2 separate regions of the Homo sapiens genome follow, and region 2 is linked to region 1. Evidence: read pairs that join two places in POLR2A ChIA-PET (ENCODE). Cell type or tissue: MCF 10A. All regions are shown on one strand. Each heading gives the region's core, and the rest is flanking DNA. Links, peaks and the distances in the headings are about the cores only. Region 1 overlaps LOC105372640 (a long non-coding RNA gene). Region 2 has its middle 24 kb from the start of SULF2.

What was found. ChIA-PET counts read pairs that join two places held together with the same protein. Peaks named below come from ENCODE experiments on the same cell type or tissue, not always from the same donor. Only the 100,000 strongest peaks of a DNase experiment are listed, where the experiment ranks them.
Region 2: POLR2A ChIA-PET joins it to region 1 with 7 read pairs; 1 of 35 experiments calls an interaction of 5 or more read pairs at or near these places.

What each region holds. Positions count from the first base shown.
Region 1 is chr20:48,122,864-48,138,347 of GRCh38, forward strand. It overlaps LOC105372640 (a long non-coding RNA gene), which reads left to right. Exons shown (of 2, transcript XR_936803.2): 2 at 1-3,951. Among named protein-coding and RNA genes, the nearest start is that of LINC01522, 140 kb to the left of the region's middle. RefSeq lists an enhancer at 3,111-3,996. In MCF 10A, for the core only: no CTCF peak of the experiment used is centred there; DNase peaks (open chromatin) are centred at 5,314 and 5,758.
Region 2 is chr20:47,801,913-47,817,396 of GRCh38, forward strand. No RefSeq gene overlaps it. Among named protein-coding and RNA genes, the nearest start is that of SULF2, 24 kb to the left of the region's middle. RefSeq lists enhancers at 1,582-2,536, 2,537-3,491, 7,112-7,693, 7,694-8,274. In MCF 10A, for the core only: no CTCF peak of the experiment used is centred there; DNase peaks (open chromatin) are centred at 7,929 and 8,619.

The sequences.
Region 1 (15,484 bases), core at 3,604-8,603:
AAGCCGTAGTACGGGCTTCTCCCTGGGTCTCCAGCTCTACAACCCTCAGACATGAACAGCAGCACCGGCTCCTCCCCCTGTCTCCAGTTCCACGAACCTCAAACTACAACAGCAGTACCGGCCTCTCCCCAGGTCTCCAGATCCATGACCCTCAAAATAGAATGGCATCATCAGCTCCTCCCTGGGTCTCCAGCTCCCAAACCCTCAAACTTCAACTAACACAGCAGATCCTCCCCACAGTTAAACAGCAGCACGGGCTGTTCCCCAAAGCTCCAGATACACGACCCTCAGTAGCACTGGCTCCTCCCAAGGTCTCCAGTTCCATGACCCTCAAACTACACAGCAGCACCGGCTCCTCCCCAGGTCTATAGCTCCACCACCCTCACACTAGACATCAAGACTACCTCCTTCCCGCTCTCCAGCTACACGACCCTCAAACTTGAACAGCAGCAGCAGCTCCTCCCTAGATTTCCAGCTCCATGACCCTAAACCTGCAACAGCAGCACCAGCTCCTCCCTGTACCTCAAGCCCCATGACCCTCTGACTTGATCAACAGCAACAGCAGCTCCCTCCCTGGTCTCCAGCTCCACAACCTTCAGCCTTAAACAGCAGCAGCACCAGCTCCTCCCTGGGTCTCCAGCTCCACAACCCTCAGACTAGAACCGCACCCCTCCTCCCTGAGTCTCCAGCTCCATGACCGTCAAACTACAACAGCAACACAGGTTCCTGTCTGGATCTCCAGCTCAGCAACTCTCAGATGAGGCAGCACCGGCAACTCACCAAGGCTCCAGCTCCACAACCCTCAGATTTGAATAATGGTAGCACCAGCTCCTGTCCAGATCTCCAGCTTCATGATCCTTAAACTAGAACAGCAGCACCGCTGCCTCCCTGGGTTTCCAGCTCCACGACCCTAAGACATGAATGGCAGAACCGGCTTCCCACAAGGGTTCCAGCTCCAGGACCCACAGATTTAAATGGCAGCACTGGCTCTTCCCAGGATTTCCAGCTCCACTACCCTCAAACTAGAAGAGGAGCACCGGCTCCTCCCTGGGTCTCCAGCTCCCAAACCCTCAGACATCACCTGACACACTGGATCCTCCCCACAGTTACATAGCAGCACGGGCTGTCCCCGAAAACTCGAGATCCACAACCCTCTGACTTCAATGGCGGTAGTACTGGTTCCTCCCTAGGTCTCCAGTTCCATGACCCTCAAACTACACAGCAGCACCAGCTCCTCCCCAGGTCTACAGCTCCACCACCCTCACACTAGACACCAGGACTACCTCCTCCCCGCTCTCCAGCTACACGACCCGCAGATTTGAACAGCAGCAGCGTCTCCTCCCTGTACCTCAAGCCCCATAACCCTCATATATGAACAACAGCAATACCAGCTAATGCCTAGGGCTCCAGCTCCAGGATCCACAGATTTAAACTGCAGCACCAGCTCGTCCAAGGATCTCCAGCTCCACCACCCTCAGACTAGAACAAGACCTCTACTCCCTGGGTCGCGAGCTTCCGGACCCTCGAACTATGAAAACATTGCTCCTCCCTGGGTCCGCAGCTCCACGACCCTCAAACCAGATCAAGATCTCTCCTCCCTGTGTCGTCAGCTTCCTGACCCTTGAACTATGACAACATTGCTCCTCCCTGGGTCAGCAGCTCCACAACCCTCAAACCAGATCAAGATCTCTCCTCCCTGGGTCGCCAGCTTCCTGACCCTCGAACAACAGAAACATTACTCCTCCCTGGGTCAGCAGCTCCATGATCCTCAAACTAGAATGAGACCTCTCCTCCCTGCGTCGCCAGCTTCTGGACCCTTGAACTATGAAAATATTGCTCCTCCCTGGGTCGGGAGCTCCATGACCCTCAAACTAGAACAAGACCTCTCCTCCCTAGGTCTGCAGCTTCCAGTCCCTCAAATAACAACATTGCTCCTCCCTGGATCTGCAGCTCCACGACCCTCAGACTAGAACACGATCTGTCCTCCCTGGGTCACCAGCTTCCGAACCTTCGAACTAAAACAACATTGCTCCTCCCTGGGTCTGCAGCTCCACGACCCTCAAACTAGAAAAAGACCTCTCCTCACTGTGTCGCCAGCTTCTGGACCCTCGAACTACAAAAACATTGCTCCTGCCTGGGTCTGCAGCTCCACGACCCTCAATCCAGATCAAGATCTCTCCTCCCTGTGTCATCAGCTTCCTGACCCTCGAACTATGACAGCATTGCTCCTCCCTGGGCGCACCCTCAAACTAGAACAAGACCTCTCCACCCTGCGTCGCCAGTTTCCGGAGCCTCAAACTAAAACAACCTTGCTCCTCCCTGGGTCTGCAGCTCCACAACCCTCAAACTAGAACCAGACCTCTCCTCCCTGTGTTGCCAGCTTCCTGACCCTTGAACTATGGAAACATGGCTCCTCCCTAGGTCTGCAGCTCCACGACCCTCAAACTAAAACAAGATCTCTCCTCCCTGGGTCTGCAGCTCCACGACCCTCAAACTAAAACAAGATCTCTCCTCCCTGTGTCATCAGCTTCCAGTCCCTCAAATAACAACATTGCTCCTCCCTGGGTCTGCAGCTCCACGACCCTCAAACTAAAACAAGACCTCTCCTCTCTAGGTCTGCAGCTTCCAGTCCCTCAAATAACAACATTGCTCCTCCCTGGATCTGCAGCTCCATGACTCTCAGACTACAACAAGATCTCTCCTCCCTGGGTCACCAGCTTCCGGACCCTCGAACTACGAAAACATTGCTCCTCCCTGGGTCTCCAGCTCCATGACCCTCAAACTAAAACAAGATCTCTCCTCCCTGTGTCATCAGCTTCCAGTCCCTCAAATAACAACATTGCTCCTCCCTGGGTCTGCAGCTCCACGACCCTTAAACTAGAACAAGACCTCTCCTCACTGTGTCGCCAGCTTCCGGACCCTTGAACTATGAAAACATTGCTCCTCCCTGGGTCCGCAGCTCCACGACCCTCAAACTAAAACAAGATCTCTCCTCCCTAGGTCTGCAGCTTCCAGTCCCTCAAATAACAACATTGCTCCTCCCTGGATCTGCAGCTCCACGACCCTCAGACTAGAACAAGACCTCTCCTCCCTGAGTCACCAGCTTCCGAACCTTCGAACTAAAACAACATTGCTCCTCCCTGGGTCCGCAGCTCCATGACCCTCAAACTAGAACAAGACCTCTCCTCCCTAGGTCTGCAGCTTCCAGTCCCCAAATAACAACATTGCTCCTCCCTGGATCTGCAGCTCCACGACCCTCAGACTAGAACAAGATCTCTCCTCCCTGGGTCACCAGCTTCCGGACCCTGGAACTACAAAAACATTGCTCCTCCCTGGGTCTGCAGCTCCACAACCCTCAAACTAAAACAAGATCTCTCCTCCCTGTGTTGCCAGCTTCCGGACCCTCGAACTATGACAACATTGCTCCTCCCTGGGTCTGCAGCTCCACGACCCTCAAAGCAGATCAAGATCTCTCCTTCCTGTGTCATCAGCTTCCTGACCCTTGAACTATGACAACATTGCTCCTCCCTGGGTCTGCAGCTCCATGACTCTCAAACTAGAACAGCAGCACCAGCTCCTTCCTGGACCTCCAGGTCAATGACTCTCAGACTTCAAAGGCAGCAGCAGCTCCACCCCCAGGCTCCAGCTCTAAAACCCTCAGATGTGAGCAGTGGCAGCACCAGCTCCTTTCTGCGTCTCCGGCTTCATGATCCTTAAATTAGAACAGCAGCGCCATCTTCTCCCTGCGTCTCCAGCTCCAGGAACCTCAAACTGCAACAGGAGCACCTGTTCCTCTGGGATTTTCACCTCCACGACCCTGAGGTGTCAGTGGCAGCACTGGCTCCTCCCCTGGGCTGCAGCTCCAGAACCCTCAAGAATAATCCCTTCTCATGAAATGTAGCAGTCAGGAAAACTGCAGAGGAAGTAAATAAATAAATGTTTTCTTTCAAACTGATGTTTCTTTTATATTCACACAAGTCAGGAAACTTTTCTACTTTCCATCAACCTTACAATCTACTTATATTCAATTGTAAGGTGGAAATCCACCATTTGAAATAACCTTTAAAAACTTAGTAACTCTCTTTTACTATGATTTTATCTCACAGCTCTAGAAACGATCTTTCACTTTGCCTGTGCAGAAGTCTTGTGAACATTCAAACTAGAATTTACTTGGTTGAGATTCTAGAATACACGTTATCCCCAGATGTTCCTGCCCTCCTTAAAATCTTCTAACATGTTCCCCTCACCCGAGCATAAATGCCAGGTCCTATCCACAGCCCACAGTGCCCAGCACGGCCCTGCCCTCTGCCCTGACCTTATGGTCTCCCCTCTGCTGTTACTTTCCTCCCAGACAGGCCTCTGTCACTTCCTGAAACCACACAGGCTCAGGCCTGACTCCGGGCCTTTGCCCCTGCTGTGCCCCCTGCGTGGAGCGCCTTTGCCCGGCTCCCCATCCTCCTCTCCACCCGCTCAGCTCCAGCCTGCTGGCTGCCCCTCAGTCCCCGCCCCTCAGCGGGGAGGACATCCAGAACACACGATGTCCTCCCCGCTAGGCCTTTGCACATGCTGTTCTCTGTGCCTGAAACCCCTCCCCCCTCACCATCTGCGTTCACTTTTCTAATTTCCATTCATCCTTGGAGTCTCCACTGAAATATCGCCCCCCCGCCTGCCCCCACCACTTGGACTTAACCTTGCTTAGGTTGAAAACCCCCATCTCCTGAGTCCAGGAAGCTAGATGCTGTCCTGGCACTTGGAACTTTCCCATCACAGCGTTTTGCGCACTCGTAATTTATTCTATTAGGTTGGTGCAGAAGTCATCGCAGTTTTTGTCATTACTTTCAATGAACTGCAGCGCCGGCTCCTCCCCACTTTTGATTGCCATTACCTTTACTGGCAAAAAAGTGCTGGAATTACTGCTGCACCAACCTAATAGAATAATTTATATTTATTGATCCATCATATGTCTTCCCCTCTAGAAAATAAGCTCCATAAGAATAGTGACCAAATCTACTCCAATCACTCCAGCTTCCTTGCACATTGTCAATAATTATTTACCGACTGACTGATAGAGAAATATCTTCATTGTTGCTGGGATGAGCCACATAACATGACACGCCCCTTTGAAAGTCAATGTCATGGACAGTTAGCATTTGCTTTTCACTCCTGCACCCGTGGCTTGGCTGGGCTTAGGCTGATCTAGTCTGGGCTTGACTCCAGGCTGAGGGTTGGAACCCTGCGTGCTCCACATGCCTCTCATCCTGCAGCTGGAGCCAAAGTTCCCTGGGGCACGCTCGTCTCGTGGGAAAAATCAAGAGCATTAGAGGGCAGGCCTGGCAGTGCCGACACATTCCAGGCTTCTGCCTGTGCCGTGTCTACGAACATCTCATTGGCATAAGCAATTCACCCAGACACGAGCAATACCTCCATCTCAAAAGATAGGAAAAGAAAATACCAGTGTTTTTAGGAAAGAAAATACCAGTGTTTTTAGGAAAAGACTGGGGGGTGGGGTGCAGATCTGGGCATTACGTATTCCAATTTCCTATTGTAGAAAATGGGAGCTAATCAAAGGCTTGGCTTCAATGCTTCCAGTTTAGGATCAAAGCCAAAACAACGAAATAGGGGCAATTCAAAGGAACACCCTCTTTACACCTGTTATTTTTATAAGAAATGAAAACCTTTCTTAGGAGACCTGTCACAATCCTCTTCGGTCTTTTGGGCCAGAATGAGTCATAGGGAAGTCCTCACTGTAAAGGGAGCTGGGAAGTATCTGGCAAAGGTGACTGGCATAGCCAAGGCTGGTTTTGACCAATTGTGATCCATTTCCATTTTGCCTAGAAAAAAATCCTGTTAGCAAGTAGGGTGGGGACAGCTGTTGGGTGAGCAAACATCAGCACCTCCTACTTTATCTTCTTCCACCGCCAGCATCCAATCCAGGGGACAGCCTGTTGTTCCCTCCCTCAGATGCCTCCTCTATTGGTCAGCTTGTTTTCTTCCTATGCCTGGTACCTTCATTGGCATTGCACCTTCTCTAGCCTGGACCATAATTGCCCTTAATACCCTACCTCCTGTCCTTTCTCTTTCAAAAGACTGACAGATACCTGATCTCTCAAGTACAATTCTAACTTGATTACTCCAGCACCCAACTATCTTTGATAACTCTGTCTCATCTGCCAAGTTATATACAAACCTTCTCAGGGTGAAAACCAAGGCCTTCCATAATATGATCATTGGTAAGGGAGAAAAAAAAAAAAAACAGTCCTGTTTGCATCTAGACTATGGAGGGAACTGAGAAACACAACCCTCCAGGCCATGATGCTCCTGAGTCGACATGAACCACACTCAAAGAATATGAACTCGTTCAGACAAGGCCACAAGTTGACTGTGTTTAGAGGTAGGCAGGGATAAGACCACTCTGCAGCCACAGAAATGACTGAACATGCCCCTTTTCTAACATGAGTGACAGCTGCCTCTTTACCAGTGACAACTCTAGCCTGCTTCAAGCTTCCCACTCCTGAGATAAAGTATTTAAGATACGCAATCACCAAGTTGCCCTCACTTCTTGACCTTGCCTCCTTAATCCCTTTTTGGAACCATTCTGTAGAAGCCTAGGTCCTCTAAAAAGCACTGCCCCTTCCCCCTTACTGAGATGCCCCCAGGTGGCCATGGGCGTGGGAATCTCCCTGACTGCAGCAAGCTAAATAAACTGACTGTGACTGCAGGGAAGTTCCTGGCAGTCTTAGGTGGGTGGGCTTTAACATCATGATCTAACTTTACAACTTTACAACTGTTCCCCAATAGCTTCTTTATAGTTCAGACTTTTTTTTTTTTTTCACAATCACACTTAATTCTGAACAAGTTGCTGGATCCAGCTGCTATTTTGCAAGAAATACACAGGACAGAGACAGGAATGTGCTGACTGCACCATAAATTCGGATTCGCCAAAATCCAGACTGTGAAAATCTTTATAGGTCACAGGGTTCAGGCACTGTGACAAAGAAGTTTTAAGAAAAAGACAGGCATGGAAGGGAAATCTGGAAATTTAAGAGACTTACCAAGATTTACCAAATGGGTAACGTGAACTATGCTGTCTAGGGAGCCACATGGGGGTGATTAAGCCATGCAGATTGTAGGGAGGTTGTTGACTATGAGAATCAGCATGAGGGTTACTTTTGGAGGGAGGAAGGGACAGACTGTGATTGGGATGCAGCCGTGAAGGGGACTCTGGCCAGGTGCTCTTTCTTGACTTAGTCTTGGTGATAAGAATATTTGTGTATAATATCTCACTAAGCTATACATTTTTGTGTTTTTTTTGTACCTGTGTTTGATTTTAAAATAAAAAGGCTAAAAAGAATATCCTTGAACAGTTTCATTTCTGTACATAGGAGTCTATAGACAAGGGAAGCAAGAAGTCAAGTTAGGGAGCTGTCAGCAAACCAGGAGAAGGATGATGGGGCTTAACCCACGATGACAGCGGCAGAGACCAGGAGTTGCATTCAGATTCCAATGTTTTGGAAGAAAGAACCAACAGGAGCCTCTGACACATTGAATTGAACATGGGAGAAGAAGGAGAAGCAATGTTATACTGTCACCTCTTTCTGACTTTATTGTGAACCTGGTGAACATAATGGCCAATCAAAGACATTGGAGTGGATGAGATGAAGGTTTCACAAAAGTACTAAAGAAAAAGCTATTGTCTATGGGCAGATGACACTAGTCCAGGGAGGAAAAAAACGGTAGCGAGTAGATGTTCTTTTCCACCAAAAGGTATCGTGCCTATCGTGGAAGCTCCTGGTAGACATTTGCTGGAAACAGCATAGCCCAGAGACATTGGAATAAATTTGAGATGTCTTGAAACTATAATACCCAAATCTGACTATCTGTTCAGTGCTGAAATCTGACTATCTGTCATATTTGGGTATTATAGTGTCATAAGTGAGTGTCATAAAATGAGTTAGGAGTGTTTCTTCTGCCTGTATTTTCTGAAGGTGCTTACGATCGATGTTATTTCTTAAGGAGGGCTGAGATTGTCAGCCCAACACTTCAGATATGCATTGCCCTTGGGGCAATGCCCTTGATGGGGCATCAAGACCCCGTGTCTATTTCACTTCCGAAATTCAAGATAAACAAGGCAGCCTTTTGTTGGAGCTCATTGCCCATTTGTTGAATTGAATAATCCATCTCTCCTCCTTAAAAAAGTCAAGTTCATAAAATAAGGAAGCAAGACTTCTAAATATTTTATGGGAAAAGATTGTCAATAACCAACTCTTTTACATTATTTTTATAGGTCACACTTAAATTGGCAAAATAGCAACGTGCAGGTATGTGTCTTATGAACGTCTGCTTTTTAGCAATGAGAATCCTATTTTCCTACTGGCTTTTGTTATTATTTCTGACACGTCTAACTTAGTTTTTGCTCTCTTACTAGCTATAGGGTTTTCTCACTCTGTTGCTCAGGCTGGAGTTCAGTGCCACAATCACAGCTGCCTGTCACCTTGAACTCCTGGGCTCAAGCAGTCCTCCCACCTCAACCTACCAAGTGCCTGTAGTAGCTACAGGCATGCACCACCACTCCTGGTTAATTTTTTTGTTTTTAAAAATAGAATTGGGGGTTTAGCCATGTTGCCCAGGTTGGTCTCGAACTCCCATCCTCAAGTGATCCTCCTGCCTCGGCCTCCCAAAGTGCTAGGATAACAGATATGAATCACCACACCCAGCCTGTGGTAATACAATTTTTAAGCCGACATTTTCCTGGACTAAAGGAGCTGTTGAAGTCTAGACTCCTAGGAAAATCCTGATGTCCTGCTTATAAATAGACATCCTATTTGAGCTGAGTTATTTTGCAGAAAGGCTGCCTGCAGCTTTAAATGGGCTCCCCAACCTCAGATTCTGGGAAGTTGGCAGCCAGCTGCACTAGGAGTGAGTTATGATGTCAGCTTTCCAGAATTCCTAATGAACTCCAGAGCAAAAAATGCTGTTGCTCTGCCTCCCCCAAGTCACATTTCTAGTTGATTAACGAGCAAAGGAGTAGAAAAATCTATAGCTTTGGAGAAGGAGGAAGAGTGAAATAATTTCTCCTCTAAGAAACCACAGTGCCCCGATTATTTTATTTGTTAAGAAAAAGGAATTTCATTTTCTATTTATTTCCTCCTTTAAATCTAGATTCAGACCCCCGCTTCCCCCTTCCCAGTCATAAAAAGCAGGTTTGGCTCTATACCCCTCCCTTTACCTTCATCCCTGCTTATTTGGTCCAAGATAGAAAATCCAGCCCTGCCCTTTTGGGGGCAGTTGTCTTAGCTCTTTGAGGTCTGTTTAAAATCTCATCTAGCATACATAAAATAGATCTGCAACCCTCCATTAAAAGTCATGGCCTCCTGGCTGCAAAGAGATACATCCGGGTGAAAGTTGTGGTTGGTTATGTCCAGCTCAGCCCTTCTGTGGCCCTGCCCCAGCATGGGCTGAACATCTTCCCACCAGCTGGGACATCCAGGGCAGCTGATCTTTTAGGGGAAAATCACTCTGCACAATTACCCTGCTCCATATCCCACCTTCTGTAAGGCTGCTTAGGCTAATTAAAAGTCATGCTTCTTTGGAGAAATGTCTATTGAAATCCTTAGCCATTTTTTAATTGGGTTATTAGGGATTTTTTGCTATAAAGTTGTAGGAGTTCCTTATATATTTTGGAAATTATCCCTTATCAGATACATAGTTTGCAAATATTTTCTCTCATTCTGTAGGCTACCTTTTTACTCTACTGATTGTTTCCTTCGCTGTGCGGAAGCTGTTTAGTTTGGCATCGTACTTGTCTATTTTTGCTTTAGTTGCCCATGCTTTTGGTGTTGTATCCATGAAATCACTGCCAAGACCAATGTCATGAAATTTTCCCCTATGCTTTCCTCTAGGAGCTTTATAGTTTTAGATCTTACATTTAAGGCTTTAATCCATTTTTAGGTGATGTTTGTAAATGGTGTAAGACAAAGATAAGGATCTAATTTCATTCTTTTGCATATGTATATCCAATTTTCCCACCACTATTTATTGAAGAGGCTATCCTTTCCCTATTGTGTATTCTTGGCACCCATGTTGAAAATCATCCTACCATATATTTGGGTATTTATTTCTGGGCCCTCTATTATAATTCCATTCATCTATAGGTCTGTCTTTATGCCAGTACCATACTGTTTTAATGACTATAACTTTGTAATATATTTTGTGATCAGGAAATGTTATGCCTCTGGTTTTGTTCTTGTTTTTCAAGATTATTTTGGGTATTCTGGGTCTTTTGTGGTTCCATATAAATTTCTGAATTTTTTTGTATTTCTGTAAAAATAAAATTCCATGTGATTTTGATAGGGATTACTTTGAATCTGTAGAATGCTTAGGGTAGTAGGGACACTTTAACAGAATTAAGTCTTCCAATCCATGAACATGAGACATCTCTCCATTTGTTTGTGTCTTCTTTAATTTTTCTCATCAATATTTTGTAGTTTTCAGTGTACAGATCTTTCACTTCCTTAGTTAAGTTTGTTCCTAAGTATTTTTTTAATGCTATTGTAAACTGGATTGATTTTCTAATTTCCTTTTCAGATAGTTTGTTGTGAGTATATAGAAACACAATTGATTTTTGTATGTTGACTTTGTATCCTGCAACTTTACTGAATTTGTTTATTAATTCTAACAGGTTTTTTTTAAGAGTTTTTAGGGTTTTCCATATATAAGATCATGCCATCTGCAAAAGGGAAAGCTTAACTTCTTCTTTTCCAATTTAGATGCCTTTTATGTCTTTTTCTTGACTTGTTGTGTTGGCTAGGACTTCCAGTACTATGTTGAATAGAAGTGGTAAGAGTAAGCATCCTTGTCTTTTTCCTGTTCTTCCTGGAAAAGCTTTCAGTTTTTTACCATTGAGTGTAATGTTAACTGTGGGCTTTTCATATATGGCCTTTATTATGTTGAGTTAATAATTTTTCTCTATGCCTAGTTTTTGAGTGTTTTTATGATAAAAGAGTGTTGAGTTTCATGAAATGCTCTTTTTGTATCACTTGACATGATCACGAGATTTTTCTCCTTCATTCTGTTAATGTGGTGTCTCACATACAATAGCTATATGAAAAGATGCTCAGCATCCCTAATCATCAGGTGAATGCAAACTAAAACCAAAATGAGATATCACCACACATCATTTTTTAGGATGTCTATTATCAAAAAATCAAAAGACAACAAGTGAGAATGTGCAGAAATTGGAACCCTGCTACACTGTTGGTGGGAATGCAAAATGGTGCAGCTACTATGGAAAAATGCATAAAGGCTCCTCAAAAAAACTAAAAGTAGGACTATCATATGAACCAGCAATCTCATTTCTGGGTATTTATTCAAAAGAACTGCAATTAGGACCTTGAAGAGATCTCAGCACTGCCATCTTCATCGCAACATCGTTCACAGTAGCCAAGATGTGAAATCAATCTTGATTGATGGATGAATGGATTTTTAAAATGTGATGTAATATATACATATAATAAAATATTATTCAGCCTTAAAAAAAAAGAAATCTTGCAATCTATGACAACATGGATGACCCTTGAAAGCATTATGCTAAGTGAAAAAGGCCAGTCACAGAAGGACAAATACTACATGATTTCATTTATATGAGGTATCAAAAATAGGCAAACTCATTGAAGCAGAGAGTAGAATGGTGGTTGCCAGAGGCTTGGGGGGAGGGTGAAAGGGAAACTTTCTAATCAACAGGTGTAACATTACACTTAAGCAAGATGAATAAGTTCTAGAGATCTGCTGCCTGACATTGTGCCTATAGAGAGCAATACTGTATTGCACACGTAAAAGTCTCTACAAGGGTAGATCTCATATTAAATGTTCTTACCACAATTTAAAAAATAAGAAATTGAAATATGGTCCCTTCAATAGAGGCCTTGGGATATTTTCTAGACACAACCCACAGTCTTCTTCAGGAATTAACTTAGCACTTGTGGCCATCATATCCTCTTCCCCTTAGTTTTCCTAGTAATATGTGGTTTGTTTACATATTTTACCCAGATTTAATAAAGATATTCAATCATAACAGTGTTTTTTAAAGTCAATCTGTGTGCAATTTTAATTAGGATTTGCATCAGGCTGGGCAAAGCTTTGAGAGGGAGAGGAAACTGAGAGCTGGGCATTCATAGGGTGGGGGTAGCAGGGAGGGCGGGGGGCCAGTTACTGATAACTTCCCTGCCATACACAGACTGTGGAGGACAACAGACACGTGTCCGCATTCCGAAAAACAGAGGAGCTGGGAAGTTGGGAGTCCCATTTGGCTGGTTGGCTCAAGTCTCCATTAGCTGGGGTTTCTGGAATTTTCCCTCACTGCAGCTTTGATGGTGGGGGTCTGCACACCCCACCCCATTAACAACAAGAAAGACCCCGAGTCTCAGGCTCCCATCCACCCCTGGCCTGAGGAGTCACGCCCTCGGAATTTTGCTTTTAGACTTTTACTGGGCCCAGGGTGGGTTATGAACAGAAGCAGAATGGCTACTGCCCAGCAAGGCGTGTGCTGTTCCACTCAGCTTTGACCACCCAGGATCAAGTGAATTAGCACAGTGCCTGACAAATCCTGAGGGTAGCTATTATGAATATGACCATGTTGTGTTTCCTCTCCTGTTTTCAGTTTTTGGGAGATCAGAAACTCGGCTTACCTTTGTATTCTAAGGGCCTAGAAAATTTTTGTCCTATAATTGTGGCTCAGTAAACATGTTTGTTGATTTCCTCATGAGTGAGATACTCAACAGAGCCCTCTGTAAACAGGAAAATATTTACATCATTGGGAATGCACTTGGCTGCAGTTTCAGAACACCTGACTAGCTCCGTCTTGTGCTCTTTTTAGACAGCACCTTGTCTCATTTGAACAAGACATCTGGAGCCTGGAGATCCCAGGGCTGATATGGCAACAGTGCGATGCCCCCCATGGATATGGGGTCGTTCCATGTTTCTTCCCTGCCTTCCTCAGCATGTTAACCTTTCAGCTTCACATCCGCATCCTCATGGTCACAAGATGGCTGACAAGCTCCAGCTCTCCCATCCCTAGAAAGGTAAAAGAATCAGGGTTAAAAAGCTCTGTCATGAGATTTTGTCAATTTTTATTTCAAAGTGGGCAACCGCCCAACATACTTCTCTTTACACCTCATTAGCCAGAACAGATTCACATGGCAACTCCTGCACCAGTCACTGGCAAAAGGAAAGGGTGAACCATGGTGGTTTTAAGCCAGATTAATCCTCTGTGACTGAAGACAGGCTAGCTTCTCTGAGATTTTGAGATCCCCATCTCTTTTCTTGACACAAAATTGGGGATCTCTGTGCAGAGAAGAAGCAGGAGGTGATGGCTGTTTTGTAGACCACCAAGAATGTCAATGACTACTATGACTGCTGTAATTGTCGCTAGAAGATCTTACTAACCCTATGGAAATTTCACCCCCTTATGATCAGCTCTACTGTAATAAAGTGGATGATGGTAGGACCAGGAGCAGTAGAAGACCTGGGGTATAGTCCTGGCTCTCCCCAGGCTGCAACACAGACGATGGCATTTCTAGAATGTGCTCTTGATACAGAAAGGCTGGATTCCCAGCTAAACCTTACCCTTAAGCCTGGAATCATGGCCCTAAGTGAAAACAGCTGACCTCCTTTTTCCCCCCAAATGTTGCCTTTTTTACCTGCCCCGCCCCTATCCTGTGCCCATTAAAGACTTCAGCTGGCAAAGCAACGCAAATGGCTGAGCGTCGAGGATAGAAGTGGCTGAACAGCGAGCAGAGAAGCAACTGAGCATCGGAGGTTGGAGATAGATGCAGCTAACTTCAGATACTGTGGTTTTAGAGAGGGGCCTGGCCAGAGACGGCTGGGTTCCAGGGACAGACCACCTTCCCATCCCCTTTCCAGCCTCCCTTTCCACTGAGAGCTGCTCGCTGCTCAATAAAGTCTTCTACATTCATCACCCTTCAAACAGTTCATGTGACCTGGTTCTTCCTGGTTCGTCGGACAAGAACCCGGGTGCCAAGAGGGCAAGGGCTGTCACCCTGACCCTCCACTGAGTCGGTTGGTACTTGGCCATCCCTGGACAGCAGAGCTGAAAGAGCATGGGTTGTAACACGCTTGGACTCTACTGCGGGGTCTGCACAGAGTCTGCTCCCGCCAGAGAGGAGCAGCCGGACGGTTCCAGCATGAAGAGTGGCCAGCAATAAGCTGAGTAAAACAAGCTGCTCCAGTTCCCGCCTGCGAAGGGAAGAGGTAGGGACTATCCCATCTCACTATCCCATCTTGCTCTCACTTATAAAATAGGTAGATGGTGTGTAGGCCAGAAGAGGCCCACCTTCTCAGGGGCTTGTGGAAACATAAGGTGATGTTTTTGTTGTCACAATAGCTGAAAGGCACTGCTGGCATTCCAGGGGACGGGATCAAGGACATTAAGTCTCTTGCAATGCTTTCAAATGCCAGTAGCACCTGCTGATGCTCTCTGACATTTATTTCAGCTCAGAAAGCCTCCCCCATTCCTCCTTCCTCCCCATCCCTCCTTCCTCTGTGGTCCCAGCTTACGCCAGTCATCGCCAGCCACTTGCCCAGCTAGGCTCCTGCGGCAGTCAAAACCCCATCCTCATGCCTAGGAACCTGCTGAGACTTACCAGAGGCCACCAGGACCGAGAGGAGCTGTGGGTATTCTCAGGCAGATGAAGGCAATGTCGCGCCATATCCCAGCCTGTGCCCACCCTCTCTGCTGCTGGACTCAGCTCCTGGCGCAGCAGTCACTGGGGTGTTCCCAGCATCTGCCTGGACTGTTCAAGGGCTGCAGCACCCAGTTCCGAGCTAGGGCTCATAATTCAGGTCTACAGAGGTGGAAATTCAGTCCTCTGCCTCTCCTTGCTTCTTTCTGCTTCCAGGACACTGGGCACATTCTTACTTACGAACTTTCCTCCAAGGTGTGATCATGTAGAAGTTGATCATTTATTCATGAGAGCAGATTTTTAGACATGAAATTTCAAAATCACATTTAAGACATATTGCAGATAAGGTCTGCCATTTCCTAGTGTTTGCAGAGGCGGCAGGATGATCTTCAAGTACCTAGCTGGGTGTGGAGGGAGGGCGATGCCCCAGTGCAGACCAGAACTAGGGGATTCAGCATCCACCAGCATTGGAGCACCGTGAGCCTCAGTTCCTGACCAGTGTTCTGGCTGGTCATGACTGTGCTGTGTGGATATTTGAACATTGTCCCTGCAGACATCTCCGTGTATTTCAGGGTGTACAGGTGAAACTGTGTACTAGTCCCCACCCCCAGTGCTTTCACCTGGCATTACTCAACCCTGCCTGAGATGGTGAGTGTGATCTGGGGGAGGGGGTTGCTGGGCATTTTCACCTTGTCCCACCAGGTCCACCCACCCTTCCTCCCTCCCGCTCTCTGTCCTGGGAGGCTGATACATATGTACCACAGCATGGCCCTTGTGGCCTCTGGCTT
Region 2 (15,484 bases), core at 5,844-10,843, 320 kb before region 1:
CTGGCATCTGCCTCCAGGGCTGGGCTCCTCCCATTGCTGATGCCTGGGTTTCACTGTGCTCGTAAAAGCCACGGGTCAATTATGCTTATTACCTGTTCTGCAGGTGAGAAAACGAGGCACACAGGGGTGAGCAATTCGCTCAGCTTGAAAGTGGTAGAACCAGGACCCAGCCCAGGCCATGGCTCGGGACCCACTCTGTAATCACTCACTGGGGGCCCCGCAGTAATGAGCTCTTTGAAGAAAGGTGAGTCACTGACCTTGGCTGTGCCTCAGTTTCTTCATTTGCCAAGTGGGGCTCTGCTGCCCCTGCCTCTGCCCTGCTGACTTGCAAGAAGAGTGAACGAATGGAATTGGATGAAGGCTTCCGGAAACTTCCATCAGGAAAGCGCCCTGGCCTGGGAGAAAGCCGGTCCTGGCCGGCTTTGCCTGCAATGCCCTCAGTGGCCAGTCACGTCCCCTCCTTGGCCTGCAGGTTCCTCACTGGAGCGGGGGTGGCCCGAGATGAACCCTCAGATGCACCAAGCCCCACACCTTGATTGTCCAGCTCTGTCCTGATGGACAGGGGAGCTGCCTGCGGTGACTGTCCAGGAACTGGGTGTCTGGAGACGGGCAGACCCAACCATTTGAGGCTCGTTCTAGGAAGTGTGTTCAGTGTGGCCAAGCTTGGTGACTCTGGGGCTTCTGGAATGGTTCCCATGCCAGAGAATTACAAAAAGATCCTTTGTACTGAGAAGAGAAAGTACAACTTATTCTCTTAGGGACACCTTCCTGGAGGGACACCAGACAAGAAGTCCAGGCCCTGGAATCAGATGCCCTGGGCCAGGCAGCTTCTGTCTCCCCGAGTTCTCTGCGGAGGCAGCACTCTCAGAAGATTCCACGGTTTAATCACACTCCAGCTCTTTTCAGAGCACCTTCTACGTGCCAGGCATGCTCTAGGCACCAGCGATGCAACTGTGGATGAAAAAGACCAAGGCCCTGTTCTCGGGGAGCTGGCGGGGTGGGAGGGGCAGTGAAAAACAAGTACAGCCTGCCCCCGCAAGTACAGTCACATAGACATATGTGTGTATGTGTGCACATATACTTGAAATATCAAGTGGCTGGAGGGTTTACTTTAGACTGGGGGATGTGGAAGTCCTCTCTGAGATGCGCCCCCTTTGATCAGAGGCCTGAAGGAATTAAATGAGTCTTCCATGTGCACATCCAGGGGAGGAAGTTTCCAGGCAGATGGACCCGCATGTGCAAAGGCCCTGTGGTGGAGTGTGCTGGGGGTGTTCTAGGAGGGTCAGCATGGAGGGAACAAGGAGAAGAGCTCGAGCTGAGGTTATGGAGGGCCTCATGGGTCATGGCAAAGACATCTGGGTCATATTCTGAGATAGATGGGGTGGGGTTTGGCACAGAGGACTTTATGTATTTTGCCTTAATATTTTAAAAGGATCCCTCTGGCTGCCTGTGAGCATGGATTGTGCAGGATCAATGCAGGGAGTCGATGTAGGGAGACCAGCAAGGAGGTGATTGCCACAGTCAAGAAGGGATGATGGACGCCCAGGCCTCCGTATTCGGAGCGGTGTGGCCAGGCGATAGCATGGTAGCCATCATCACAAGCTAAAGCCAGCAGGTTTGGTAGATGGTTGGGATATGGAGGAATAAGAGAAAGAGAAGGGTTATGCTGACTCTAAGATTTGGCCTAATCGCCAGAAGGTTGTAGGTGCCTTTTTTTTTTTTTTTTTAAATGGGAGTGACCGGCTTGGAGGGAAGATAAGGGGCATCAGAAACCTGCACAAACCTGCAGGAGTGTGCACTGTGTGACCCTGATGCCCAAAGGTGACCCTGGGGCCAAGCAGTGTCTCCACCCTTAGTCTCTGGGGCCCCTGCCCACCTGCAGAAGGGACCCTAAACACTAACCTTTGATTTAAATCCAAAACATTCTTCCCTAACGTAAAGTTGCCCAGGGCAGTATTGGTTTCTCTTTTAAAGACGCCACCTGGATTCTATTCTAATGGTGGGGGTGCATATCTAGAAAGGATGGGCAGCCCCTGCGGGGAAAGAATGAATGGGGCCAGGTGCAGTGGCTCACACCTGTAATCCCAGCACTTTGGGAGGCCGAGGTGGGTGGATCACTTGAGGTCAAGAGTTCGAGACCAGCCTGGCCAACATGGTGAAACCCTGTCTCTACTAAAAAAATACAAAAATTAGCTGGGTGTGGTGGCACGCGCCCATAGTCCCAGATACTTGGGAGGCTGAGGCATGAGATTTGCTTGAACCTGGGAGTCAGAGGTTGCCGTTGTGGTAGGAGTTATTAAGAAATTATTTTAGGCAGATAGAAAGGAAAAGGGGTCCTTGGGAAGTTTTCGTTTGTTAAAGCATCTCCGGAAGTTTCTGTAAAGCCCGGGCTCTTAGAGCCAGGCGGGCAACCTTTGATATGCAAATGCCAGCCATTAGAAACTGGGTCGCGAGCCTTCTTGCCCTTTCCCGACCTGTTCCTGGCAACATGGCCGCCCCCACATATCCCCACGTGTGTAGAACATTGTGGCGCCCTGTATTTGCATATTAAAAGACTAGGGTGGGAGGGCCAGCTTTTTCATGGGCTACCATGAATGACATGCCTGGTCAAACCAATCCCCTGAGCCCTATGCAAATCAGACACCGCCCCCTCCAGCCTCTGTATATATACCTGGCTGGTATCCATGGCAGGTGGGGACCTCCTCTTTCGGCTTTGGAGCCCCCATTCCTCTGCCTCTGTACAAGGGAGCTTCTTCCTTCTCCCTTCCTTCTTGCCTATTAAACACTCCGCTCCTTAAAACCGCTCCATGTGTGTCCGTGTCATCTTACCTAATTTGACATGAGACAAGAACCCTCCTCCCCTCATCAGAACTGTATCACAGTGAGCCAAGAGGGAGCCACTGCACTCCAGTCTGGGTGACAGAGTGAACGTTCATCTCAAAAAAAAAAAAAAAAAAAAGAATTAATGGAAGAAGCCCGGCCTGGTGGCTCACACCTGTAATCCCAGCACTTTGGGAGGCTGAGGTGGTGGATCACTTGAGGTAAGGAGTTCAAGACAAGGCTGGCCAACATAGTGAAACTCTGTCTTTACTAAAAATACAAAAATTAGCCGGGCTACTCGGGAGGAAGGCTGAGGGAGGAGAATGGCTTGAACCAGGGAGGCAGAGGTTGCAGTGAGCCGAGATCGCACCACTGCACTCCATCCTGGGTGACATAGTGAGACTCTGTCTCAACAACAACAACAACAACAACAACAACAACAACAACAACAACAAGAATGAATGGAAGAAGATTCCATGAGTACCCAGAGTGCTGCAGTCCCATGCACGAGATTTAACGTGGCTGCCACCTGTCCAGATGGGTTTGTGGGAAAGCACTACATCTGTTTAAGGGAGTTTGAATGTTAAAGAGGGATGTTCATCGCAGAAAGGAAATTACTGAGTCTGCAAATATCATCAAGTGGGAGAAAGACGGATGGGACATTTATGGACATGTAGTTTGTCCCAGTGAAATAAAGCATCTTCAAACCTGTCTTTACTGGCATAGAAGTACTGCAGTGTCACCTAACAGAGCAGTTTACATCACAGTGGTGAGTTTCTGAAAAACAAAAAACAAAAGAGTGCTTTCCACCCATCTATCCAGCTTTCTAAAGCAACCGCAATAAAATATGTTTTTGTGCGATGGAATTTACAAAGCACCTACTAATCGCAGAACCCTGGGCTAAGGAGAAGAGTGAAGAAACAGAGCTCATCCTCAGTGGGCCCATGGCTGGTGGGAGAAACACACGGACATAAATGGCACGCAGGATGCAGTGGGTTGGTGCGGTGAGAAAGGTCGCAGGGTCCAGAGAACGGAGAGGGTCAGAGAAGTCTTTTTAGGAGGGATTGTATGTGAGTCAGCTTGCTATTGGCTGCAAGTGACTGAAACCCCTAATGAATCTGGCTTACGCAGTGAGGGAGTATGTTATCTCCCATAACAGAGGTGGACTTCAGGGTGGGTTGATTCAGTGGCTCTGCAACACCACCAGTCTCCCTCGCCTGTTGTGGGATGTCACAATGTGGCTGCCACCAGCAACTGGCACATGTCTTCTTGTCCAGGTGAAGCAGGAAATTTTACCCGACCCCTTCACAGGTGGGACCTGGAGTATCGGAAGCTGGAGCTACCCGGCCACTTCGGTGCCAGCAGGGCAAACTCCACTCACTGTTGTGCTCAACCCCTTGTGGGAGGGAGCATGTAGATGAGCGGGTTCAGGAGCTGCGGCGAGTGCCTTTGGGCGCTGGCAGGAGCAAACTCTGTGCTGGCCCCACAGCAGCGTCTAAGGGAGGGGGGTACCTGCAAACCCGGAAACCCCAGAGGACGGGCGTCACAGTGCTCTTTTAGCTTTGCTGTCCGCGGATGGCTTAAGTGTTAAACAGCTCAGTGGGCCCTCTGCCTTTTTGCATGAGGTTGTTTCTCTCCACCAGCGAGAGCAGACGGTCAGTGTGACAGCCTTTAGTGTCCACACCTGTGGCACCTGAGCTCTTATTTTGCATCCAGGAAAAATCAGGTCGCATGAACGAATTGGACGGTGGTGAATATGGAGGATTTTATTGCCGATGAAAGGGGAGATGGAAAAGGGATAGAGCGGGAAGATAATCTTTCCCCGCTGGGGAACATTCTCTTCATCCTCTTCGAAGCAACACTGTCAAGCCGTCCCTCTGAAGTCAAGCTGCTTCTCTCCAACGTCCAGCTACTTCTCCTCTTCTCTGCTGGAGAAGCCTGGGGTTTTTATGGCACAGGATGGGGGGTGGGGCGTGTCATGTGTGGTTTTGGAAAGGCAACATTCAAGTCAGAAAACAGGAATCCGTGTTCTCACTTCGGGCCATGGTTCCAGGTTTGAGGGTAGGACCCTTGCTGGGGACCGCCCTCTTCTGCCCAGAGTTTCTCTGCCTCCTGTCCCTATCACAGGTCCCCTGGCATTGAGAGAGAAATCACTCCTTCAAGTGTGGGATGTACTCCTTGTCTTCAGTACAATTGGCCATCTTGGCCCATGTGTCCCTTCCGGGACCACTGACAATCACCAGGAGATTGCTGAATGTAGTAACTGTAGACTAATTGGGATGACCCTGAAGCTGAGGACCACGTCAGCATCCCCTGAACCAAGGGGCTGCATGGGGAACAGGTAGACACCAGGACAAAGTCAGGCTTCTGTCAGGAGGAGGAACGTGAAGAAGGATATTGGTTAGGCAGCCGTCTGAGCAGGGCTTTGGTGGAGTGGTGTGCTTTTAGACTAGCAGAGATGACAACAATTACTTTTTGCGTGCTACTCACTGAAATTAGAGCTTTCAATGCAGAGTAGAATCTTCTCTGTGCAACTCCCTTAACTCACTCCCCTGATGCTTCCAAGCCCTCCGTTCCTCTGTAAGTAGAGGGACAAGCCCACAGCTTGGGGCTATCTGCCACTCTCTGAAATGCCCATCGTGTTCTCTGCCTGCTGAAATTCAGGGGTTTGTTTCCAAACCTGTTTACTCTGGATATACCTGGCATTGCAATTGCAAAACTTAGTAAACATAGCAAACGGATAATTAGGAGGGGAAAAAGAAAGGGAGTTGCTGTTTTTATGAACACCAAGTTGAATTGTCTGGAAAGATCTCTTAAGGGCAAAAAGCTGAAAAAGAGATCAGAAAAATATTGAGAACTGCCCAGTAATTGCCCAATATAATAGTCATTGCTGCAGGCAGGGCACCATGGCTCATGCCTGTAATCCCAGAACTTTGGGAGGCTGAGGCCAGAGGATCACTTGAGCCCAGGAATTCAAGACCAGCTTGGGCAATGTAGGGAGATTCTGTCTCTACTTAAAAAAAAAAAAAAAATTAGCTGGGTGTGGTATGCACAACCGTAGTCCCAACTACTTGGGAGGCTGAGATGGGAAGATTTCTTGAGCCTGGGGATTCGAGGCTGCAGTGAGCTATGAATGTGCCACTATACTCCAGCCTGGGTGGGAGAGCCTGTAATCTCAGCACTTTGGGAGGCTGAGGGGAGCAGATCACTTGAGAGGTCAGGAGTTTGAGACCAGCCTTGCCAACATGGTGAAACCCCAACTCTACTAATAATCCAAAAAAAATTAGCCAGATATGGTGGCACCCACCTGTAGCTCCAGCTACTTAGGAGGCTGAGGCATGAGAATCGCATGAACCTAGGAGGCAGAGGTTGCAGTGAGCCGAGATCGTGCCACTGCACTCCAGCCTGGGCAACAAAGAGACTCTGTCTCAAAAAAAAAAAAAAGGGTTGAAAGAAATAGTCATTGCTGCATGTGACTACTGAGCACATTAAATGTGGCTGATGTGACTGGACGTGGTGGCTCACACCTGCAATCTCAGTACTTTGGGAGGCCGAGATGAGAGAATAGCTTGAGGCCAAGAGTTTGAGACCAGCCTGGTCAACATAGCAGGACCCCCATCTCTAATTTTATTTAATTTTATTTATTTATTTATTTTGAGACTGAGTTTCTCTCTTGTTGCCCAGGCTGGAGAGCAATGGCATGATAGCGGCTCACCACAACCTCCGCCTCCGGGTTCAAGTGATTCTCCTGCCTCAGCCTCCCAAGTAGCTGGGATTACAGGCATGTGCCACCACACCCAGCTAATTTTTTGTATTTTTATTTTTTTTTTAGTAGAGACAGGGTTTCTCCATGTTGGTCAGGCTGCTCTCGAATTCACAACCTCAGGTGATCAGCCTGCCTCAGCCTCCCAAAGTGCTGGGATTACAGGCTTGAGCCACCGCGCCCGGCCTCCATCTCTAACTTAAAAAATATTTTTTAAAAATGTGGCTGATGTGACTGAGAAGTTGAATTTTTAATTTTGTTCAATTTTAATTAATTTAAATGATTAAAAACTGATATGTGATTCAGTTATTGGAAAGCTTTTAAATATGTTTGGGGATAGTTGTTTATGTGAATCTACTTTTTCAGCTGTCAAATTTCTAAAATCGAAATAGAAGTCAAGTATATCTGATAAACATGGAGGTGCACTGGAAGGGTAAAACTCACACCAGAGTTTGAAGACTTAGAATGAAAAATGTAAATGACCTTCATTTTTACATTTATTGTATGTTGAAATAATATTTTAGGTATGTTGGGTTAAATAAAATATATCATTGAAATTAATTTATTCTGTTTCTTTTTAGTTTTTTTTTCCTAATGCGGTTACTGAAACATTTTAAATTATGTTTGTGATTCACATTCTATTTCTACTGGACAATGCTGGTGTGGAAGGATCCTGCACCCGGATTGCGTGGCAAGTGTTTTCATACCCTCATTCCACTTCAAAGAAGCCAAAACTGAACATTGTAGAATTATATAAAGAACAAAGACAATGGGAGAATCCAACAGCAGGCCCACATTATGAAGAAAGTCATTAGCCCTGGCATGAAAATATTCGTCAATTATAGGAGAGTTGCATGTTTTCTTTTAACTGTATAAAGCTGTGAGTGTAAACGGGTTTTTTTTTTTTTTGGATTCCCCACCCACTTTAGCATATTTAGCTTTCTTAATGAGCCCGCTGCTGGTCCCAGCTGTGCTGGGTTTTCTGGACAGTTTCTCCTGGTTTTATGGCAGCCCTTGGAGGTCAGGGCAGTTATGACGATTCTCACTCTGGAGCTGGGGAAACAGGCTCAGGGAGGGCGCGCGACAGGCTGAGGGTCCCACAGGCAGTGAGCAGAGAAATAAGGAGCGGCCAGCGGGGGTGCCAGCCTCTGTGCCCTGGGATTCTCTTCTGCATTTTGTGTTCATCGCCTGGCCCTGGTGGCTGTACCTTCCTTCCCCTCCATGGGCCACAGCTCTGGCTCTCATAAGAGGATGGCCCTGGGGCTCCTGGATCTGCCTTGCCTCAACAGAGAGCTGGTTGTGTCTGGAGTGCAGGTGTCCGGAAGCCCAGCTCCCTGCCCTGAGGCAGGACAAGGAGTGGCTGTGACTCACACCCTGGGCTGGATTCCCCTGCAGGGTGGGCTGAAGCCTGCCTCCCTCCCTAAGGGGCTTGGCTTAAGGCCGCACCCTGGCCCGGCTTCCTGCTCTTCCTGATCCCCTCTCCCTACCCCTTTCTCGTCTTCTCTGGTGCAGATCCTAGATCCAGTCCTTGCATGAAGGTCCTCCTCTCAGGATCTGCTTCAACGGTACCTGACATAAAATAGGTGCATGGGACGGTGGGAGAGGAGCATTCAGAAACACGCTGGGGCTCCATACTGCATGCTTTTCAGACACTGGGGCGCTGGGAATGCACCCCTTGTTGCAAACCTCACCTTCAATTCCTGCCCCATGTAAAGCCTTAGGGAACCCCCACTCAGCGGACCCCTTCCCAGATGGGTCCAGTCCAGCATCCCCTCTGCCCTCGGAGGTTCCCAGCACTCTTGGGGGAAGAATAGTCTGAGAGATGCTGTCCTGCTTGGAGAGTAGCCCAGCCTCTGCCGGTGGTTTCTCGAAGCCCTGCTCTTTGTCTTGGGCCAAAGTGTCTCCTCCTGCTAATTCCCTCCTAGAAATCTCCTTTCGAATGTCCCTCTTTCATGTTAGGGTGGTGACTGGTGGCTTTCATAGAGATTTCCACACTCTCTTTAGAACAAATTGGTTCCAACACTTCTAACTGTGGGAATGCAGCCAAAATTCTGAGAGCCCTGGAAAAGTCTGGTTCACTGGATTCACTGTCTCAGAAGAGGACTTTTTCCTGGAAAGAGGCATCTGGAGCAATATTGGTATCAGGGCTGTCACTGAGGCCCCTTTTCTGTCAAGAGCACCATCAGTGGGCAGTGGTCAGTGGTGTGGGCCTGGTGCTGGCCAGGGGTCCTGGAAGTGGCTCCGCTGTCCTGCAGCCATGGGCCCAGGGAGCATTGATTCTGCCCAGCCCGGCTCTGTTCATCTGTGAGCTGAATCCCAATAGCATCGTTGAGCTCAGTGAGGATTAAGCAAGTTCATGCACCCGGAGAGCTCAGAACTGCAGTCCCCGGCCCGCAGTAAGTGCTGTGTGTGTCAGCCCATCGTCGTCCGCTGGTGCCGGTCAGGGTCACAGATGAGCCTTGTCAAAATGCAGCCCGGGATCAGGGCTTTGGGCTTAGGAAGTGAGATTTCTGTAGGAGCGCTTTGAGATTTAGCCTGTAATGAGCAGCTTTGCTTCTAATCGCTCTTGAGAGACAAGCCATCAAACATTGGTTATCCCTAAACTGAGAGCAGAAAGGGCTGAGGGGAGGAACAATGGCCCTGGCTCCCCCTGCCATGCACCCACTCTGCCAGCTGATGACAGACGCAGACGGATGGAGGACGTTCCAAAGTCGAGGCTCAGGGCTGCTGCCTTTTCTCCTTCTGCTTCTTAATTTAAAAAAATTTATCCTAGAGTCTCCGTTACTATAGATTCCCTGACAGTCTGCTGTGGGCTAATCTTCAGGATAAAGCATCACCTTTTTTGAGTGTTTTTCTCCTTCAGGTTTTTCTCTTTTATCTTGAAACCAGGAAGAAACCTATGCTCTCATTCAATGCTGGAAAATGCATCCCTTGCTCATTTTTAAACCTTTTCATCTTCCCTTCATTTTCTGCCTAAATGTCTCAATTGTGTTTATCTTTCTCTTTCAGGGATGGCAGATGCTTAAGTACATGCAGGCTGTGAAGTGAGTTGTAAATAAGATATTGTTATTAGGACTATCCCTGATAAGAAAGGCATGTCCTCTGCACCTCTAATCCTGGGCCACTGCTATGCATCCCCACTTAGATGACCGACTGCAGTCGCTCAGAGCAATTGTAGAGGATGGCAAGGAATCAACCTATTTGGATGAAGACGTTTTGTGGGCGGGCAGAGAAGAAAACTCTTGAGAGAAGGAAGCATTGCCAGGGGCATGGGAGCCTACAACTGCTGGTGCCTCAGTCCCATCTTTGACCAATTCATTCAACAAACATTTATCAAGGAATGTCTTTGTGCCAGACCCCATCCTAGGCATGGGGCATGCAAGAAGGACAGGTCCCTGTACCCATGGAACCCCCGTGCAGGAAGCAAAACAGGAAATGAACAATTAAACAAATACACAGTGTAATTTCAGATCATACTAAATGGTGGAAAATAAAGTGTGTTGATGTGATAGCAAGGGACTGGGGACTAGGGAGCGTCCGGGATTGCTGTCTGTTAGGAGATCATATTTGAGTTGAGACTCGAATGCAGAGAAGGAATCTACTGAGCGAAAACTAGTGGAAGAAGCACTTCTGTTCAACATAGCAGTGGAACTCCTAGTCAGAGCAATTAGGCAAGAACAATAAATAAAAGGCATCCAAATTGGAAAGGAAGAAGTAAAATTATCTCTGTACTCAAGTGACATGATCTTATATGCAGAAAACCCTAAAGATTCTACAAATCCCCCTGTTAGAACTAATAAGTGGATTTGACAAGTTGCAGGATATAAAATCAATGTGCAAAAATCAGTGAATATGAACAATTCAGAAAGAAAATTAAGAAAACAATTCAATTTACTATAGCATCAAAAAGAATAAAAGACAGGAATAAATTTGAAGAGGCAGAAGATTTGTACCAAAAACTATAAAAAACTATAAAAATTGCTGAAAAATTAAAGCAGACACAAATAAATGCAGACACCAGATGATGCTCATGAATCAGAGGACTTAATACTGGTAAAATGCCCTTACCTTCCAAAGCGATCTATAGATTCAATGCAACCCCTATCAAAATTCTAATTTTTTTGTGGAAATAGAAAAATTTATACTAAAATTCATATGGAACCTCAAGGCACCTCAAATAGCCAAAACAATCTTGAAAAAGAAGAATGGTTAGAGACATCACACTTCCTGATTTCAAAACTTACTGCAAAGCTACAGTAATCAAAACAGTATCATACTGACATAAAGATAGGTGTGTAGACCAAGGGAACAGTACAGACAGCCCAGAATTAAACCCTCACATGTAGGGCAGATGATCTTCGACAAAGATGCTAAGACCGCTCAATGGAGAAAGAACAGTCCCTTCAACAAATGGTGTTGCAAAAACTGTATATCTACATACAAAAGAACCTTTTATCATATATAAAAATTAACTCAAAATGGATAAAAAACCTAAACACAAACCTAAAACTGTAAAACTCCTAGAATAAAACATAAGAGAGAAGCTTCATGACATTGGATTTGGCAACGATTTATTGAATGTGAAACTAAAAGTGTAGACAGCAAAAGAAAAAATAGATACATTGGACTACAGCAATATTAAACACTTTGCATCTAAAGACACAGCAGAGTGAAAGGTAACCTATGAAATGGGAGAAAATGTTTGAAATATATATAAGGGGCTAATATCCAGGATATTAAAAACAAACTCCTACAACTCAACAACAAAAAAAGAAATAACCCTATTATAAAATGAGCAAAGGACTTGAATAAAGATTTCTCCAAAGAAGATATACAGATGGCCCATAAACACAAGAAAAGATGCTCAGCACCACTAATCATTAGAAAAATGCAAACCCAAACCACAATGAGATACCATCTCATGCTCATTAGGATGTCTACTATCAAGAAAACAGAAACTAACAAGTGTTGGTGTCGGTGTGGAAAAACTGGAACCCTTGTGCACTATTGATGGAAATGTCAATTGTATACCCCTATGGCTATACCCTATGGAATTATACCATAGGGGTATACCATGGGGGTATAATTGTATACCATAGGGGTTACCATGGGGGTATAATTGTATACTATAGGGGTATACCATGGGGGTATAATTGTATACCCATATGGAAAACAGTATGGCTGTTCCTCGGAACATTAAACATATAATTACCATGTGGTCCAGCGATTCCTTTCTGGGTATATACCCCAAAAAATTGAAAGCAAGGACTTGAAGAGGTATCTGTACACACAGGCTCATAGCAGTATTATTTACAATGTCCAAAAGACGGAAGCAATCCACGTGTCCATTGACAGATGAATAGATAAAGAAAATGTGGTATATCCCTACGATGGAATATTACTCAGCCTTAGAAAGGAAGGAGATTCTGACACATGCTGCAACACGGATGAAGCTTGAGGACTTTATGCTGAACGAAATAAGCCAGTCACAAAAGGACAAATACGGTATGATTCCACTTATAGGAGGTACCTAGAGTAGTCAGATTATAAAGACAAGGTGGAATGGTGACCGCCAAGGGCTGAGGGGAAGGAGAATGGAGTCGTATTTAACGGATACAGAGTTTCAGTTTTGCCAGATGAAAAGTTCTGTTGAGGGATGGTGGTGATCGTAGCACAATGGTGTGAATGTAGTTAATGCCACTGAGCTGTACACTTAGAAATGGTTAAGGTGGTTAATTTATGTGTGTAATTTACCACAGTTAGGAAAAATGATCAGAAGAGAGTTCCATGCTTAGGGAACAGCAAATGCGGAGGCCCTGTGGGTAGGAATGAGCTTGGCAGATTTGAGACAAAGGAGTCCTGTGCTCTGGGAGCAAAGTGAATCAGGTGGGGGAGTGGAAAGAGGTGTGACCACAAGGACAGACAGGGGACAGAACAGGCTGGATCTTCTGAGTTTGCATTTGATATCAGAGATGTGAAATCTGAGATTCACAACAAAGATCCCCAGTAACTTGCCCAAGGTGAAATAGTCAGTAGGTGGCAGTGGCAGGGAGTCCAAGTGGTTCCCTAACAGATTAGCTGTTTCCCCTTCTTCCTTAGTAATAGAACTACTGCTGACTATCAGTTGTGCCTATGGTCACCCAGAGTCATGACTACCTTTCCCAGCCCCTTTGCAGCTAAGCATGGCAAGGGAACTTAGTCCTAGACAGTGGGAAAGTAGGCAAAATCATCATGTGCAACTTTAAGGGTGTGTCCTTAAAGACAGAGGTATTCTCTTCTTTATCTTTTGTGCTTTCCTGCTATCTGGAATGTCAGTGTGATGGTTGGAGTTTGGCAGCCATCTTAGACCCATGAAGCAAGGGAGAGTGACATGACAGATGGGAGAGTGTGGCCGACATTGGACTTGGGAGTTGGGAGGGCTCCTGAGGTGGTGTCACTTGACCTGCCTTGTCTGATGAGGAGGAGCCAGTGGAGGGTGGGCATATTTAAGTAAGGTCACTCCTGGTAGAAGGATCTGAGGTGGGACAAGCTGGGAGTAAGAGGGGGTGGTGGTTGGACACAGCAGGGAGGCTGGAGGGACTGAGGGCAGGTGTGAGGGGAGCTTGGGCAGAGACAGGAGCTGAGAGGGGGCAGGGCCTGGCCCATCAGTCCCGTGATGGGGACACTGGAAGGTTGTGGTCAGAGAGCTGCCCAGGGCTGATTCAGCATGAGAAGGATCCTTCTAACTGCTGTGTGGGGAAGGGGCTGCTCATGACCAGGACGGGAGGCCAGGGCAAGGCTGGGGAGCCATTCAGGGTCAGCAGATGCTGGAAGATGGAATGGGAAGCACATGTTCTGTAGAGTATAGAGTGGAACCACCTGCGGGATGATGGGCCAGCACCTGCCCTGGACTCAGGGACATCTGTGGCTGATGATTGTGATAAAGATGGGGGATGACCTCAGAGCTCCCTTCCCAGCCTGCGTTTCTGCAGGGAAATGTCAAATCCAGGGAATGGAATTGATCCCAGCATAAAAAACACATGACACTGTGGAGCCAGGAAGGAAGGTCATGAGAATGTTATCAGATGCCATATAATACTCAATATAAAACCAATCAATAATAATCAGAAGTAATCAATATAAAGCCAATAATCAATATAAAATTCAACGCAACCGTAATGAGGGTGATGATGCCTAACATTTTAAACCCTTGCATCCCATGGGCAGATGGTGTACTGAGCACTTTACTGGTATTTTCTGCCTTAACTTGTCTGATAATCCTATGTAACAGGAACTATCATTATCCTCAGTTTATAGAGGAGGAGACTCAGGCACAGAGAGGTTTAAATAACCTGCCCAAGGTCACACAGCTAGTAAGTGGTAGGCAGTGGGCTGGGATTTGAACCCAGAGAACCTGCCTCCCATGCAGGTGTTGTGTGCAAATTTGGCTCAGCCAATTGGATTCTCTTGTCTAGATCCAGGAGGTCTTCACCTTTCTGGATATCTGGCTCACTTGCATCCTGTGATTGTGCCCCCCCAGAGTGAGGGGGTGCATCAGGGCTGAGGATGCTGGTTTGAGTCTTTGAGCAGCATGTGAGACAAACCGAGCAGCAGATGTGGCCAGGTGGGAAAGCCGACACCTCCTGGACTCTCGAAGGCTGAACTGGAGACCCAGGGACAGGGACGGGAGGGTCCCATGGGAGTCCCCAACTCTTATCATCATTTCCGTGTTCATTTGTTCTTGGGAGAGGGGACATCAGAGCCTCCTTCCCCCATTAGAATTTTTGCTCCAAGAAGGGGTTTTTGTTTGATGTGTGTCTCTAGTGCCTTGGGCAGTTCCTGGCTCAATATGTATAGAAATATTATTGTAATAAAGATGAGGGCAGCGACCTTATCTGTCCCTTTCAACCCAGCACCTAGCAGAGTACCTGGCATGTGGTAGGACTCAATAAATATTTGTAGAATGAATGAATGGATGAATGAATGAGTGACATCTCTCAATCCTTCCCCATACCTGCCTCCTCTGTCTTCAGGACCCTTTCCTCCTCATCTCATTCCAACATCCCTGTTTTGGGGCTTTCTTGGGTGGATTTGGGGCCCCATTGTGCTCCCCCAGTGCCTGTTTTAACAGCCTCCCTCCTGCCAAGATGACAAATGTCTCTCAGCCCTGGAAGCTGAGGCTGCCTCCACTGTGAAGCTGATACCACTGTTGGAAGATGCTTCCTCCCACATTGGCACTGCTCTGCTGTGCCCCGGGGTTGCGGCACCTCCTCTGACTGGCCCTTCACTTCAGTCACACTCCTGGAAACAAGTTCCCAGGCAGACCCCGTCCCCAAAGTCTAGGATTCAATTGTCTGCTTATACCAGTGCTAAAAACAGCATGATTTCCCCCAACTCAGCTGCACCTGTGCAGACAAGAATAAGACAGCATATTTTTAGCAGGTAACAGACTGCACACATGCAGGCTATAATTAGCATTTCATTCAAAGGGAGGAGTTTCCCATCCAATGCAAGAGTGACTGACCACGGGGTCTTCTCACTGCAGCCTCTGTCTCAGGTGCCTGGTGCAGGAAGGAGCCAGCAGCACTGAGGGAGACCCTGGGGTTCCCTGGGCACCCAGGAAAGGGGTGGGGCCTTTTTGGATATTGCTCCCGTCACTGCTCATACCTTTCTCTCTGGCCTGTCCAGAGCCTTGGTCCTGCCCAGACCCTAGTGCTGTCCTCCTGTGAGGATGACCTGGCCAGGCCATGTGATGAAGGTGCCCTGTCAGGTTGGTGTGGGGCTTGCAGGTCCTCTGTCCTGCACTCAAGCTGCCCCATGGGGGACAGGGACAGGGCTGGGGTTACCCAGCTGTGGCAGAGACTGCTGGATGACCTCAGCATCCCTCCTGGTAGCAGTGAGCCTAGCTGCCTGGAATAAAGA